Regions from separate parts of the Homo sapiens genome. Here region 2 is linked to region 1. The links are chromatin contacts, found by Hi-C or POLR2A ChIA-PET in ENCODE. All regions are on one chromosome and are shown on one strand. The core of a region is the stretch at or near the end of the contact, and the rest is flanking DNA. Distances in the headings are between cores, read along the strand shown.

Region 1 (3,439 bases), core at 599-3,098:
CATTGGTTGGGGAGAGCCTGTTCTCAGGAGCATGTGAGTGTGCTGAGGCCCTGCTGTTAAGGAGAGTTTCTGTTTAGTGGCAGCTACCCCAGGCAGGCAGCTTTCAGGCTCTGGAGCGTATGCCCTTCCATTCCCTTTGTCCTGGAGGCAGCCTCTCTGGTGAGACCCAAGTAGCTGGGGATACTACTGGGGATCTCTCTGTTGCCTTTTTCTGCACAAGGAGTCTTTCTGGGATCCCTGCCTATCCCAGCCAGGCTGGCTGCTTCATTTCTCTCTTTTTTCATGCCTTATTTCTGTTACTTCCCTCCTAAGTTTCAGTGATCTCTCTTAGATTCTCTACTTGAAGTGTGATTATCTACTTGCTGCTTTGGTTCTTCTTAGTGGAGGAAAAGTGTCAGGTGCCTCTACCTAGCCATTGAAGATCATCTCCTGTCCTTCTTTTTCAATATTGTTTTAACTATTTGAAGTCTCTTGCAATTCCACATGCAGTTGAGGATTTCCCATTTCTGCAGAAAAGGCCATTGGGATTTTAATAAGGATTGCATTGAATATGTAGATCTCTTTGAGGAGTATTACCGTCTTGAGAATATTAAGTCTCTATTCCATGCACAGAGAATGTCTTTCCATTTATTTATACTTTCTTCAATTTCTTTTAGTACCATTTTGTAGTTTTCAGTGTAGAGGTCTTGCTCCTTACTTGAATTTATTCCTAAGTATTTTATTATTTTTGATGCTATTATAAATGTAATTGTTTCCTCAATTTCCTTTTAAGATTGTTCATTGCTGATATATAGAAATACAACTCATTTTTGCATGTTTTTGTATCCTGTAACTTTGCTGAATTTGTTTATTAGCCCTAAGGAGTTTGGGATCTTGTTGTGGTATGTTTAGGATGTACATCATATGTGAATAGAGATCATTTTACTTCTTTCTCTCCAGTTTGGATATTTTTTATTTATTTTTATTTTCCTTGACTAATTATCCTGGGTAAAACTTCCAGTATAATGGTGAATAGAAGTGGTGAAAGTGGGCATTCTTGCCTTGTTGTGCTAATAGAGGGGAGCTTCCAGTCTTCCAAAAATTAGCATGCTCTCAGCTTTGAGTTTTTTAATAAATTCCCTTTCTTGTGTTGAGGAAGTTCCCTTCCGTTCCTAGTTTTTTTGAGAATTTTTATCATGGCAGAATGTAAGATTTTTGTCAAATGCTTTTTCTCCATCAATTGAGATCATGTGACTTTTTTCTTCATTCTATTAATGTGGTTTATTACATAGATTGATTTTCATATGTGGAACCAATTTTGCATTCTTAGGATAAATCCCACTTTTACGTGATGTCTAATCCTTTTAATATGCTACTGGATTTAGTTTGCTGGTATTTTGTTGAGGATTTTTGCATCTATATTCAAAAGGAATATTGGTCTGTAGTTTTCTTTTCTTGTGATTTCTTTGTCTGGGTTTGGCATCAGGATAATGTTGGTCTCATAGAATGAGTTAGGAAGTGTTCCTTTTTCTTCTATTTATTGAAGAAACTTGAGAAGAATCAGTGTTAACCCTTGTTTAAATGTTTAATACACTGTATTCACCAATAAAGTCATCTGGTCCTGGGCCCTTTTTTGTTAGATTTTTTTATTACAGATTCAAACTCTTTACTAGTTATACACCTCTTCAGATTTTCTGTTTCTTCTTGGGTCAGTTTTGGTACTTTGTGTGTTTTAGGAACTTTTCCATTTTATCTAGGTTATCTAGTTTATTAGTGTACAAATGCTCATAGTGTTCTTTTATAATGCTTTTTATTTCTATAAGGTCAGTAATGTCCCCACTTTCATTTCTGATTTTAGTTTAGTAATTCAAGCTCTCTCTTGGGTTTCGTTTCCTCTTCTTTTTTAGTTCCTTAACTTAGGTTATTAATTTGAGACTTTGATCTTTTTAATGTAGGCACTAGCTGCTATAAATGTCCTTCTGAGCACCGCTTTTACTATATCCCATAAGTTTTGGTATGTTTGTTTTCATTTTCATTTATCTCAATGTATTTTCTAATTTCCTTGTGATTTTTTCTTTGACCCATTAGTTATTTAATGTCCATGTATTTGTGAACTTCTCAACTTTCCTTCTGTTGCTGATTTTTAGTTTTATTCCATTATGATTACAGAAGATGTTTCTTACAATTTTAATCTTTTTAAACATATAGGGACTTGTTTAGTCTATTCTGGAGAATGTACCATGTGCACTTAAGAATAATGTGTATTCTGCTGTTTTGGGGTGAAGGGTTCTGCATGCATCTGTTAGGTCTAGTTGGTTTATAATGTTATTCGAGTCTTTTGTATATAGATAGATAGATTATCTGTCTAGTTGTTCCACCTCATTATTGGAAGTGGGACATTAGGCCAGGTGTGCTGGCTCATGCCTGTAATCCCAGCACTTTCAGAGGCCGAGGCGGGCGGATCACCTGAAGTCAGGAGATCGAGTCCATAGTGAAAACCCCAACTCTACCAAAAATACAAAAATCAGCCAGGTATGGTGGCACATGCCTGTAATCCCAGCTACTCGGGCAGCTGAAGCAGGAGAATCACTTAAACTGGGGAGGCGAAGGTTACAGTCAGCCGAGATTGCACCACTGCACTCCAGCCTGGGCGACAGAATGAGATTCCATCTCAAAAAGAAAAAAAAAGAAAAAAAGAAAGTGGGACATTGAAGTCTCTAACTATTACCGTAGAACTGTTGATTTCTACTTTCATTTCTGGCAATTTTTGCTTCATATATTTTGATGCTCTGTAGTTAGTTGTGTATATTATCATTATATCATCTGTTGTATCCTCCAGATTGACTCTTTATCAATATGTAATGCACTTTTGTATTTTATAATAATTTTTACTTAAAGTTTATTTTGTCTGATATTGGTGTAGCCAACCTTGTGCTCTTTTGGTTTCTATTTACATGAATATCACTTCCCATCCTTTTACTTTCAACCTATGTGTCTTTAGATCTAAAGTTAGTCTCTCATAGGCAGTATATTGATGAATCATGTTTGTTTCCCCCTTTCTGCTAATCTTTGCCTTTTAATTGAAAGTTTAATCCATTTCCATATAACACAATAAAGAAGGACTAAACATTTTACCATTTGTTTTCTCTATGTCATTCATCTTTCTGTTCCTCAGTTCCTTATTAGTGCCTTCTTTTTTATTTGATTTTTCTAGTATAACGTTTGGTTTCTGTCTCATTTCTGTTTTGTATATATTTTGGTTATCTTCTTTGTGGTTATATTAGAGATTATAATTCAATCTATAAATTTATAACCACCTAGTTAAAAAGAAACTCTACCCTTCTACGATTTGAGCCTTTGGTGCTTTTCTCTTTAATTGCTATTGTCACAAATTACATCTTTAAATATGTGTGCCTATTTAACACAGATTCATAGTTGTTGTCTTATGAATGTGTCTTTT
Region 2 (3,439 bases), core at 389-2,888, 35 kb after region 1:
GGATTTTAAAAGAAATTCACTATAAAATTCTGGGAGTTACAGGTACAAGAATTAGTAAGCTAATCATGGTCTTGTTTTTACTCTGACAGCTTTGCTACAGTCACTGCGTTCTCCACAAATGGAACTATGTACAGAATTTATGACAACTAAAGTGAATTTCCTGAGAAATGTAATTTTGGAGAAATTGAAGGATTTATGAAGAGATGATACTAACAGAGGCATAGCAATGTTGCATTTGAACTGATATAACAAGCTGATTATGAAGAGGCATAGTGGAAGAAAATGATATTCAGGGGAATAATAAAAAGTCATCTGTGACCAACTAAGTTGGTCTGAGTTCCACTTTAAATTTATTTCCAGAAATCTTTACTCTCCTGCTCCAATCCTGACTGGTTGCTTCCTATTTCCATTTTATGATTTCTTATTCTGGCACTTTCTTTTGATATTTACCTGGGAAATCTCCTCAGCTGTCTTCTCTATTGAAGCCCATGTTTCCAGAATCCTAGCTTCTTTACTGGTTTTCTCCTTATTTGAGAGTTTACATGCCTGAAATTTTCTTTGAATCTGTAGCATATTCGCAAGGGTCATTCAGTTTCTGCCTTGAAAGTTGCTCAAAATCTTGTCCCAAGAGGTATGTGTGCCTATCTGGGGTATTTGGGGACCTGGACAGGGAATGAGGGCTGGCAGGGATTGGGGGTGTATTTCTCTGGTAAATATATAGATTCCACTTAATCCACCTATTTTCAGCCCCATATCTCCTCTTGAATCTTTCTGTTCCCATTGTCTGTAAGACTAAATTCTTTGTGATTCATGTTCTATAGGGAATAAATCTAAAATCTGAGAATTTGGAAGGGAATGTTGAGACTTTTCAGGGTCTAACCACCTCTTACACAGAATTTCAAACAATTCTCTTAATTCCAGACCTGGGCTTTGCACTCACTTTCTGCAAAACCCAATTCTTGAGCCTTTGCAGCTTGGTTCTGTTTCCTCCTGAAGAAACACGTTCAGCTTCCTCTATTCTCCTGGGTGATCAAGCTTTCCATCCTCCAAAATACGTTAATGTTTCCTAACCCCCTGTGTCTTCTCTCCTGACATTTTGATTCCTTTAGGCCTATATGTTTTAAATATTATTATTGTCATATTAATAGCCATTCAGGAGAGAATAGACACGATACATCTATTCAATTCACCATGTCAAACTAGAAATCTCCATTTTTATTTAAAATCCTGTGGCATTTTTTTATTTTTTTATTAAGAAATGTTTTTTCAAAGATAATTTTGGCAGAAATATAAGTAATTAAGACATTATCTTTCTTTTTTAAAACATAGTGATTAAAATAAAGTAGCATTTTCACTCTTTGAGCTATTTTAAACTGAGCATTTTAAAGGACTAGTGGAAAAGCTCTAGTGGAAAAATATTCTAATGTATTTTTCTAATTATGGTTTCCTCTCTACTTCGCCCAATACCCCTCAGCATCCCCGCAACTTGGCCAACAGACTCACCAGCTATGAAAAAAAATGTGAACAGTATCCCAAAAGCTGAAGCCATCTTCCAAAGGGAGTTATTTCTATTTTTTTTTTCTTATCTTTGCCTCTATGTTTTCTTCCACTGTATAATAGGCCTAGTTATGGTATTTTACTTCTCTTGCTCTGCTCCATTAGCACTGGTGAGAAATCCCCTGCTCTCTTAGATGGTTGTATTTTTGGCTCATGAGCAACTTAAATAGAAGCATTTCCTGTTTGCACAGTTGAGGTGATAATGACTGAATTTTCTGGTTTGTGCTTTTATACATTTACTTATTTCAAGAGAAGCATGTATATTTGACCCAGGATTCAGATCCAATTGTAATTGATTGAGCTATGTCCCAGATACTGTCAGAATGATTCTTATGAGGCATGTATAGTTATATTTATTTTTATAGATAAGGAAGTAGAGATTCGAAAAGGTTAAGAAACTTATCCTAAGTCAATTAATGATACGGTAGAAGAATAACCAGCATAGAAAGAAAGACCTTTTCATAAGTAATTTTCCTTATCTTCTACTGCATTTTGTATGTGTGTCTATGTATATTTTTTGGTATTTTGTTGTGTGGCTTATGAGAGGAGTTACACACAATCTCTCCTTCCAGGGATATGCACTTTAACATAGAAATCACTGAGGCAGAAAGTATTTAAAAGTAACATGCTCAAAAAGATCATAATACAAATAATTCTTCACCTAAATTATTGTATTAGCCTCTTCTACTTCATAATATTTACTTAATATCTCTTTTCATCTCTGTTCAGTTTGTTTTTTTTGGCTAAAGCAATTTAGGATATGCTCTTTCCTTCTGCAAACTCAGGGTTGCTACATGGGTTGCAAAGGTAAAGATAAAGAGTGCTGACCAGTAGGCTGAAGTTTCTGCCCATAAATTCTCCTTACATCTTCCTGACCACACAATAATCCTGCCCTTGGATTTTCCTGTGCGTTCTCCCCACCCACTTCCAGTGGTTCATACTGGTTTCAGTTTGGCTAGACAAAAAGAATGGTTAGTGATAACTTTGTATGAAAAAGATGGATATAATTGTGCACATTTGTTAACTTTCTATACTACAGAGTTATCACCAGGATCAGATTCTTGTCTCCAGATAGATAATTCCTCAACACATTTGAAGGTGAATTTGGGATTTTTAGTGAAATAACAAAGAAATTCTATCCTCTATTTCTTGCCCACCCTCTATTTTGAGTTGATTTTTGTGTAGGCCATAAGATAGGGCCCAATTTTATTCTTTTGCCTAGGGTTATTCAGTTTCCCCAATATCAATTGTCAAAGAGACTGTTCTGTCCCCATTGTGTATTTTTGGAATCCTAGTTGAAGATCAGTTGACTATATATGCATGAATTTATTTCTGGGATCTCTATTCTGTTATGCTGGTCTATAGATGTCTTTATGCCAGTAGCATACTGTTTTAATTACTGTAGCCTGGTAGTATATTTTGATATAAGGAAGTGTAATGCCTCCAAGTTTATTCTTGGCTGTTTAAGGTCTTTTATGGTTTCATATGAATTTTATAATTGATTTTCTATTTCTGTAAAAATGTCATGGAATTTTGATAAGAATTGAATTGAATCTGTAGATCTTTGTAGTGTCTTAGCCTATTTTGCTGCTATGACAAAATACCACAGACTGAGTAATTTGCAAACAAAAGAAATTTATTTCTCACAGCTCTGAAGGCTGAGAACTTCAAGATCAAGGCACCAGTAGACTCAGTGTCTTATGAGTGCTACTATTTGCTTCAAAGACGATGCCTTCTTGCTAAATCCTCTGCAGAGTAAGTATGTTGTGTCTTCACATGACAGAAGGGACAAAGGGGGTCCCTGTCTGCCTCTTTATTAAGTCAGTAGTTCATTCATGAGGGTGAAGCCTTTATAGCTTAATCACTTCTGAGGGGCCCCCCT

Evidence for each region. Hi-C counts contacts between places; a loop is a spot of excess contacts on that map. ChIA-PET counts read pairs that join two places held with the same protein, here RNA polymerase II (POLR2A). Pooled maps may share reads with other maps.
Region 2: a loop to region 1 is called in a map of B cell, with 2.1 times the contacts of the local background. The contact joins two enhancer-like sites. A Hi-C loop is called at or near these places in 1 of 168 maps with a recorded cell type or tissue (B cell), 3 of 37 single-sample maps with no recorded cell type and 3 of 50 pooled maps. POLR2A ChIA-PET finds 5 or more read pairs at or near these places in 1 of 52 experiments (GM12878).

What each region holds. Positions count from the first base shown.
Region 1 is chr3:112,871,968-112,875,406 of GRCh38, forward strand. No RefSeq gene overlaps it. Among named protein-coding and RNA genes, the nearest start is that of CD200R1L, 27 kb to the left of the region's middle. Within about 2 kb of position 1,849, at least 2 of the 41 ENCODE cell types and tissues checked have a DNase peak (open chromatin) inside an H3K27ac peak, as active enhancers do.
Region 2 is chr3:112,906,738-112,910,176 of GRCh38, forward strand. No RefSeq gene overlaps it. Among named protein-coding and RNA genes, the nearest start is that of CD200R1L, 62 kb to the left of the region's middle. Within about 2 kb of position 1,639, at least 2 of the 41 ENCODE cell types and tissues checked have a DNase peak (open chromatin) inside an H3K27ac peak, as active enhancers do.